Linked DNA regions of Homo sapiens: region 2 is linked to region 1. A link is an interaction called in ENCODE POLR2A ChIA-PET data of the cell type or tissue named here. Cell type or tissue: PC-3. All regions are shown on one strand.

Region 1 (5,000 bases):
CTAGTAGCATTCTGGTTGCCAGAAAATAAAGGAAATTGGCTTCACCATCAATTTATGAGATAGGTAGGAAGATATGGTTGACTCTCCAAAGGGATGCTAGAATTCTATTTAGCTACCATATGATTATTTTGTAATGATTCTTAATGGTTATAGATAGAAGATTCATATATATGAGATACTGCTAGATATCCACTGTACCTAAGAATAGAAATGCTAATAATGTTATGAGATGTACATACTGTTTTTTAAATTCATATTGTTTTTTTAAATTAGATATCCAAATCTAATTGTTATACTCTTTGGGCACAGTTACCAATTGGTATCAAATTACAAGCCCAAGAATACAACAGGATATGTGTATGCATAAAGTTCACAAATTTAGATAAATCTAATTTCACTTTATTAGATTCCAATTTTGTCTTGATATATGGAGTCTTTTTTTACCCCCTTTAAAATTTTTTATTATGGAAACTTAAAACAGAAAAAATATATATAATGTATCCATTATATGGGCATAAATAAAATAATATAATGTACCTATATTCCTATTACCCAGCTTCAATGGTTATTAACCCATATCCCTTCTTGTTTTCATCTATATTTCTTTGCCCATTGGATTATTTTGAAGCAAATTCCAAAAATTATTTATTTAATCATTTAAAGAGAAACTTTGTTTCTTTACATATATAACCATGATATAGTAATCATTATCACATTTGAAAAGAAAATTAGAGTTTCCTGTGTTCTGGATTTTGCTGATTGCATCCCCATGAAGTTCTGTAGCATGTTTCTCTGACACCTGTATTTCCTGTTAGACCTAGAAAAGGTTCTCTCAACTTCTCACTGTTGGAATTTTGTACTGGATAATTTTTTTGTTGTAGAAGACTGTCCTGTGCCTTGCAGAATGTGTGGGAGCCAAGCCCTTCGGCCCCAGTGGTTTGCTGAAAAATTACCGACAAGAAGCAGATTGATTAATAGGAAAAAAGGCATACACATTTGTTTAACGTGTATACACGAGAGCCTTCAGAACAAAGATCCAAAGATATAGGGAAATTGTTCATTTTCATGCTTAGGTCCAGCAAAGTATGGACAGCCATGTAGAAACATGATTGGACAAAAAGAGTATGATCTAATGCTAATAGACTTAATGGGGAAACCCAGCAAAGCCTGTCTGTTGAGATTCTTCTTGCCCTCTCAGAGCATGCATTTCGTCCTTCTGGGTGTGGGCAGGGCTCTCTCTGGGATGGGGGTCTTATGGCCCACAGTGAAACAAGGTAGGTCATTTCATTTCTTTATGGCCAGTTTTTACACAGGGTATTGTTAGGCTTTCTGGTTGGTTTTTGAGGAAAGGGGTTCTGATTTCTATGACCCACCTTGGGGAAGGGGGATTCTAGTTTCTGTGGCTGACCTCGGGGGAGAATGGGACTAAGAGACAGGAGAGCAGAAGTCAGAAAAAAACTTAGCTTCTGCGGCTGCTTCTGAAGCCTACAGTTTGGGGATTGTTTTCTGAGCTCCAGTAGATGTTTAGCAGCATCGCAGGTCTCTAGCCACTAGTCAACAGCACCCCCTCCACCAATTGTGACAACCAAAAGTGTTCCAGACATTGCCAAGTGTCTCCTGGGGGCAAAAATTGCCCCTATTGGGAACTCTGCTAATCTAGAGGCTGATGAGATTCAGGTTCATTTTCTTGGAAAGAATTCTTCATATGTTGTTGTGGTATTTTCTACCTTTTCTAAACATCACTTTTTATCTCTTTTGTCATATACGGTCTCTTAATAGACTATATACTTAAAATATTTGCTGAAGCTTTAGAAGCCTCAGTTTTAACATTTATTTGAGTATTTATATGATAATATCCAAAATGTATTAGTTATTTTACCATTTATTTTGAATTTTAGAAAAAAACAATATATTTTACAATTTGGTAAAAATACAGTACTCTAGGTGACTGTGTAACCTCTTAAATTTTTTTCATTTACACCCCCCAGGTTTGGATTTAGGTTTACAGTTTATAGATACAGGTGCTTCTTGTTTTAGTATTAGTTTGATAAAGTACCAATTATTTTTAAAAGGGATGATACTTAGTATCATTAAATAGAATTCCAAATGACTAATAAGAGAGAGAATGCAGGCAAAGTAAACCTTTGAGATTTTGTGAAACATCCTCTGAATTCTCTATATTCTGGCCATACTGATCATTGCCTCACTACTCTTTTATCTGTGTTGGCAATTGACCTTATTCTCTAGCCCCTTAACCAACTATTCCTTAAGTCCTCACATTAGTTAGACACAACCAGCCCCAATACTAGTGAGCTAGGCCTCTGTATAACAGAAGACAAAATATAATTAAATCCTAAATAAATGATACTATGTTTATTGAGTACTTTTTCTTTTTAAATTAGGTTTACTTAGGAATTCAAATGCATTCAGTAGTTACTGTTTTGTGTTTGATCTTTTAAGCACCCAACTCTGTTGCTACAGAGCATAGATACTTTTTCTATCCCATTAATTGGCTTGATTGAAGCTGTTAAGAAGCATAATACTCATTGGTAGGATACTGACTAAAAATACTGCTTGTTTCTAACTGTGCTTCACCAGTGAAAGTTGTTGGTAATTAAAATGGATTAACTCATATCTGGTTTTTTGTTTCACATTAAACTGAGGAGCCAGGGTATCTGTCATCTTACATTGGGCTCGTCTTTTCTCTGGGGGCCTGTTGTTTATGTTAAAGTAAATTTTGTTTGATTACTTGTTTTCATGATGCTAGATTTGCATGAATTTCATTTTGAAGACCTTTGTGGTTATCAGTGGCTTTTAAAATAAAAATAGCTCCACATTCTCAGGAGGAGTTGGAATTTGATCTCTAACGAATTATACAGGGAAAGGCTTGTGTGGTGGGATTCCAGTGATCTTTACTCAGATTATCTCTGTCTGACATCTCAGAAACTGGGTTATTTTAGCTCCCTTTAAATTTGCTTTTGAGAACATCCACTATCACATTAACAATACTTAGTTGATTGTTGCTTCTGTGAAATGCTCTTTTCTGCTACATTGGTCTACCTTGTCTTTATATGCCTTTAACACTTTAGTATGTATAACACAATCTAACACTTCATACAATTTATTATTTCCCTAGTTAAATTTTTGAAAAGTTTTGAGTATAAAATTGTGTGTTATATATCTTGTACTGAACATGTAGAAAAGACTCAGAATATGCTTGTGATTGATTGTCAGGTTATTAAGAACTATCCAGCATGTATGAATTTTGTAAATATGCTCACAGGAAGAGTTACTTCAAATCTGACTGTGCCAGAAACCACTGACTCATGACCAGGTGTGGTGGCTCACACCTGTAACCCCAGCACTCTGGGAAGCTGAGGCAGGAGCATCACGTGAGCCCAGGTGGCCGAGATCTCCCTGGGCAATGAAGCAAGACCTTGTTTCTACAAAAAATGTAAAAATTAGCCAAGCGTGGTGGCATGCGCCTGTAATCCTAGCTACAGAGGAGGCTCGGGTGGGAGGATCACTTGAGCCCCAGAGTTCCTGGCTGCAGTGAGCTATGATCATGCCACCGCACTCCAGCATGGATGACAGAGCGAGACCCTGTCTCTAAAACAAAATAAAATTAAGGAAAAAACCTACAAACCATTGACTCATGGAAATAAAAAATCATATCTGCTGTTCAAAGCTTCAGGCATGTTCTTTGAAATTAATAATTGTTTACTTTGGTGGAACCTCATACATCCCTATAGATTTCCCCCTTGCTGCTCTTTTTCTGTTGGTTTAGCTTCTTTCTCTCCTTCTCTCCTCTCTCTCTTTCTCTCTTTCACTCCTTCCTTCCTTCATTCATTCATTATTTTTTTGAGACACAGTCTCACTCTGTTGTCTAGGCTGGAGTGCAATGGCGTGATCTTGGCTCACTGCATCCTCCACCCTCCAGGTTCAAGCGATTCTCCTGCCTCAGCCTCCTGAGTAGCTGGGATTATAGGCATGTGCCACCATGCCCAGCTAATTTTTGTATTTTTGTAGAGATGAGGTTTCTCCATGTTGGTGAGGCTGGTCTTGAACTCCTGACCTCAGGTGATCTGCCCACCTTGGCCTCCCAAAGTGCTGGGATTACAGGCGTGAGCCATGTTGCCTGGCCAGTTTAGCTTCTTTAAAACAGACATAAATAAATGTACCTTAACTTACATCTTAGGTTTAGATTTTTGAACGATTTATGACTTAGCTGTATTTGGTTACTATTTTGTACTAGCTTAAAAAAAAAGAAATTAATTTTACCAGACCTGATTTACTTCTTTTTTCTTTGGAAACAGGAATATCTGGTATAAAGGGTAATATCCTACTAGAGATGAATGAGGAAACCATAGTTTTAAGATGACTTCTGCTGATACAGGATATGCTTTCATTATGCTTTTACTTACCTTTCTCCTCAGTTAATGAACAAAGGCAAGTCTGAAATATTTTTTGGAATGAAAATGTTGAATTAGGATAGCCTTGGGAGAGAACAGAAAAATATCTTTTTTAAAAGTTACTTTTTGGACACAGTGGTTCACGCCTGTAATCCTAGCACTTCAGGAGGCTGAGGCAGGTAGACTGCTTGAGCCCAGGAGTACAAGACCAGGCTGGGCAACACAGCAAGACCCCCATCTGTAAAATTAAAAAAAAAATGTTAAGCTACTTCTTAAAAAGAAGTACCTTAGATATAAATACTTCAAATATTTGTTTGATTTGCCCTGCTCTCAAGCTACTACATTTAGTTGTTAAATTTGAACTCCAGGTTTCAGCTAGTGGTTATATTAGATAGCACATTAGAGAGGGTGAAACTCATCAAATGGTGTGACTGCCCACCTTGTCCTCTACATTTATGATGAAAACTGAAGTTAAAAATATATCAAAAGAGGCTGGACACAGTGGCTTGTGCCTGTGATTTCAGCCCTTTGGGAGACCGAGGCAGGAGGACTGCTTGAGGCCAGGAGTTCAATACCAGCCTGGCCAAC
Region 2 (5,000 bases), 320 kb after region 1:
AAACCCTGTCTCTACTAAAAATACAAAAAATTAGCCAGGTGTGGTGGCAGGCGCGTGTAATCCCAGCTACTCAGGAGGCTTGAGATAGGAGAATCGCTTGAACCTGGGAGGTGGAGGTTGCAGTGAGCCGAGGTCCCGCCATTGCACTCCAGCCTGGGTGACAGAGCGAGACTCTGTCTCAAAAAGGAAAAAAAAAAAAGTCTAAGTGGTAAAGTTTGTTTGTTTTCTGGTTCTGTAATAATTTTTGTTTTATTACATCATGATTAGAGAATGGTGTCTCAGGCCAGGCATGATGGCTCATGCCTGTAATCCCAGTACTTTGGGAGGCCAAGGCAGGGGGATCACTCAAGCTCAGGAGTTTGAGACCAGCCTAGGCAACACAGTTAGACCTCACCTTTACTAAAAATAAAAAAATTATCGAGGTGCGTATGCCGGCACACACCTGTAGTCTCGGCTACTGAAGAGGCTGAGGTGGGAGGATCACTTCAGCCTGGGACTTTGAGGTTGTAGTGAGCTATCATCACCAATGCACTCCAGCCTGGGTGAAAGAGTAAGACCCTAGAGAAAAAGAGAGAGACAGAGAGTAGGGAGAGGGAGAGAGAGGTGTCTTTATTCCTTTTGCAATGTAACTACTTTTGGGATTTATTGAAGTTTTTGTGACATAATTACTGTGCAGTCAATTAATTTTGAAAACGTTCCATAGATACCTCACAATAAAATAAGTTTTTAGTCTTTAGATTATAAATTTGATATATAAAAAGGAGCTCTATTGAAAAAATATGTTATTTGGGTCTACCTTATGACCATGGCCTAAAAGAGAGGTAAATTAAACTCCCTAACTGGTATGTTTCTATAAAAAGCAGTACAAAATTGCTTTGTATAGTCTTAATATTAATTAGATAATTATTAATTAGTGGTAATGTAACCACAAAACAGATTCACCTTGCCTGCTGCCAAGTATTATTTGTTACTTAGATACTAATAAGAATTAATAAAAATATCAATTGTGTGAATTTCCCAACCTTATTATTAAAGAACTATTGTCTCATTTAATGATTTTTCTTTTTTAACAGAATTCACCCAAGTCTAGTATTAAGATCAGAATCTCTGCTAAACTTTTTCTTTTTTTTGAGATGGAGTCTCACTCTGTCACGCAGGCTGGAGTGCAGTGGCGTGATCTTGGCTCACTGCAACCCCTGCCTCCCAGGTTCAAGCGATTCTCCTTCCTCAGCCTCCCAAGTAGCTGGGACTACAGGTGCGTGCCACCATGCCAGGCTAAGTTTTTTTTGTATTTTTAGTAGAGATGGGGTTTCACTGTGTTAGCCAGAATGATCTCAATCTCCTGACCTCGTGATCAGCCTACCTCGACCTCCCAAAGTGCTGGGATTACAGGCGTGAGCCACTGTGCTCCGCCTAATCGCCGCTAACCTTTTACGCTTGCTTGGTAAGAACACATTTTTCTCAGCCTTTTGTATTCAAACTTTCTTTTTTTCTTTTTCTTTCTTTTTTTTTTTTTTTTTGGAGACAGGGTCTCACTCTGTCACCCAGGCTGGAGTACAGCGGTGCCAGTTTGGCTCACTGCAACCTCCACCTCCCAGGTTCAAGCTATTCTCCTGCTTCAGCCTCTTGAGTAGCTGGGATTACAAGTGTGCGCCACTACACCTGGCTAATTTTTGTATTTTTAGTAGAGACGGGTTTTGCCTTGTTGGCTAGGGTGGTCTTGAACTCCTGGCCTCAGATGATCCACCTGCCTCGGCCTCCCAAAGTGCTGGGATTACAGGGGTGAGCCACTGCACCTGGCCACAACCTTTCTTAATCATTTTGTTTTATCATTAGGTTTTACTTTGTGATTAAATATGAGAATGTCTTTCAGCAGGTGATTGTCATATCAACAAGCAAGTCATCTTACTTGTTGATATGACAATTATGTGTTGGTCTATTATCTTTGCTTTATTATTGTTTGTGTTTTTAGTGATAATTTGAAAGGTGTGTATTATTTTTGTTCTAGTAGCTACCTTTATCACTTTTTTAAGAAATAATTTTTAGAAAACGATAAAGACATAACCCTCATGTAGATACAAGAATGAACATGTGTTGAAGATTTTATTTTTCTCCTTAATTAGCAAGGGAACCAGTCAGGAATGATAACTCTTTCAAAGGAAAAAGTCAAAGGAACACAAATTTAAATGGACAAAGAGATTGAATTACAAATGGAGGCAAACTGGTTTTTCCACAAGGGAAAGAACTCAAAGGAAACTCTCCTAGGTAATACAGTTTGCATATCTATCAGTCACCTACGATTTACAAAGAGATGCAAAATAGCTCAAAGACAATGAACAGGACCAAAAAATGCAGTTTTTCATTGAAGTACAAAATTGCTTCTTATAGTCTTAATATTAATTAGATAATTACTAATTAGTGATAATGTAACCGCCCAACAGGTTCACCTTGCCCGCTGCCTAGATGGAGCTGATGTATCAAGACAGGGGCACTGCAAAAGAGAAAGAGTTTAATTCATGCAGAGCCAGCTGTACGGGAGACTGGAATTTTATTATTATTCAAATCAGTCTCCCTGAAATTCGAGGATGGCGGATTTTAGGATAATGTGATAGGCAGGGGCCAGTGAATCAGGAGTACTGATTGGTTGGGTCGGAGATGAAATCATAAGGAGTCAAAGCTGTCCTCTTGTGCTGAGTCAGTTCCTGGGTGGGGGCCACAAGACCAGATGAGCCAGTTTTTTGATCTGGGTGATGCCAGCTGATCCATCAAGTGCAAAATATCTCAAGCGCTGATCTTAGGTTTTACAATAGTGATATCATCCCCAGGAGGGCCAAAATCTTTCAGCCTCCATCTGCGTGACTCCTAAACCATAATTTCTAATCTTGTGGTTAATTTGTTAGTCCTGCAAAGGCAGTCTAGTCCCCAGGTCAGAAGGGGAAGGGCATTGTCCTTGTTTGGGAAGGGACATCATCCTTGTTTCAAAGTTAAACTATAAACTAAGTTACTCCCAAAGTTAGTTTGGCTTATGCCAAGGAATGAACAAGGACAGTTTGGAGGTTAGAACCAAGATGGAGTTGGTTAAGTCAGATCTCTTTTACTGTAATAATTTTCTCAGTTATAATTTTGCAACTACAGTTTCAGTAATACTCTTAATCTTCTGTTTCTTTAGACATATCTATCAATTTTGTTTATAGGATGAGCAGCTAATTCCAGTTTCCCTGGGAATTTCCTGGCTTCCACACTGAAAGTCTCTCATCGTGGGAAACCCCTCAATCGATGGAAAACCAGGACCGTTGGTCACTGAAATTTTCTACTATAAGAAATGATAGAATTATTGTAGTTCTACTTTGTTCCATTTTTTTTTTTTTTTTTTGAGATGGAGTCTTGCTCTGTTGCCCAGGCTGGAGTGTAATGGTATGATCTCGGCTCACTGCAACCTCTGCCTCCCGGTTTCAAGCGATTCTCCTGCCTCAGCCTGCTGAGTAGCTTGGATTACAGGTGCCCACCACCACGCCCAGCAAATTTTTGTATTTTTAGTAGAGACGGGGTTTCATCATGTTGGTCAGGCTGGTCTTGAACTCTTGACCTCAAGTGATCCACCCGCCTTGACCTCCCAAAGTGCTGGGATTACAGGCGTGAGCCATCATGCCTGGCTCCACTTTTTTCCTGAGGAAGTTTTTATTATTTATTTATTTTAAAGATAGGGTGTTGCTCTGTCACCCAGGATGGAGTGGAGTGGTGCAATCACGACTCACTGCAGCCTTGACCTCCCGGGCTCAAGTGATCCTCCTGCCTCAGCCTCCCAAGTAGCTGGGACTACAGGTGCATACCACTAAGCTCAGATAAATTTTTTATTTTTTGTAGAGATGAGATCTCCCTAAGTTACCCAGGCTGGTCTTGAACTCCAGGGCTCAAGTGGTCCTCCCACCTCAGCCTCCCAATGTGCTGGGGTTATAGGAGTGAGTCACTGTGTCTGGCCATGCCCAGCTAATTAAAAAAAATTCTTTTACAGAAGGTGTCTCACTGTGTTGCCTAGGCTGATCCAGAACTCCTGGCCTTAAGTGATCGTCTCTCAGCATCAGAAGCTTTTTTTTAGATAATAGTGGTACAAAACCTTGACTATACCTGAATAAGTTTTTTAAAATTCGGATGCTTGGGGCCCAACCCCAGAAATTCTAATTTAATTGGTCTAGGATATGGCTTGGCCATCTAGGATTTTAAAAGTCTACTCAGGTAGCTCTAATGTTCAGGCAAGGTTGTGAATTGCCAATATGTAAAGATATGGAGCCATCTGCAAGATGTATTGAATGCAGAGTAGTGTATACAGACGGCCTCTGACATACAGTGGCTTGACTTATTATGATTTCTGACTTTATAATGGTATCCATACAACCATTCTGTTTTTCACTTTCAGTACTGCATTCAATAAATTACATAAGATATTCAACCCTTTATTATAAAATAAGCATTGTGTTAGATGATTTTACCCAACTGTGCACTAAGTGTTTTGAGCGCATTTAAGGTAGGCTGGGCTAAGCTATGGTGTTTGGTAGGCTCAGTGTATTAAATGAATTTTTGATTTACGACATTTTAAACTTACAATGAGTTTATCAGGACGTAGCTTAATTGTAAGTCGAGAAGTATCTGTATAGCATGTCACCACTATGTAGAAAATGGAAAAGAAAAAGAAAATATTTATATATTTCCGTATATGTACATAAACCATCTCTGCAAGGACGTAGAGGGAACTGGTAACGTTGGTTGCTGCCAGGTATGTGAACTTAGGGAGTAGGAGGGAGATTTTTCACTGTGTACTTTTTGGACCTTGTGAATCTATTATTAATGTTTTAAAGTTATTTTAGGCTGGGCGGGGTGGGGTGGCTCACGCCTGTAATCCCAGCACTTTGGGAGGCCGAGGCAGGCGGATCACTTGAGGTCAGGAGTTTGAGACCAGCCTGGCCAACATGGCGAAACCCCGTAAAAATACAAAAATTAGCTGG

What was found. Peaks named below come from ENCODE experiments on the same cell type or tissue, not always from the same donor. Only the 100,000 strongest peaks of a DNase experiment are listed, where the experiment ranks them.
Region 2: POLR2A ChIA-PET joins it to region 1 with 8 read pairs; 2 of 35 experiments call an interaction of 5 or more read pairs at or near these places.

The regions. Positions count from the first base shown.
Region 1 is chr2:62,028,926-62,033,925 of GRCh38, forward strand. The region is part of intron 2 of COMMD1 (copper metabolism domain containing 1); the gene reads left to right. Among named protein-coding and RNA genes, the nearest start is that of COMMD1, 130 kb to the left of the region's middle. In PC-3, no CTCF peak of the experiment used is centred here; no DNase peak of the experiment used is centred here.
Region 2 is chr2:62,352,728-62,357,727 of GRCh38, forward strand. No RefSeq gene overlaps it. Among named protein-coding and RNA genes, the nearest start is that of MIR5192, 150 kb to the left of the region's middle. In PC-3, no CTCF peak of the experiment used is centred here; a DNase peak (open chromatin) is centred at 2,694; H3K27ac peaks cover 1,183 bases.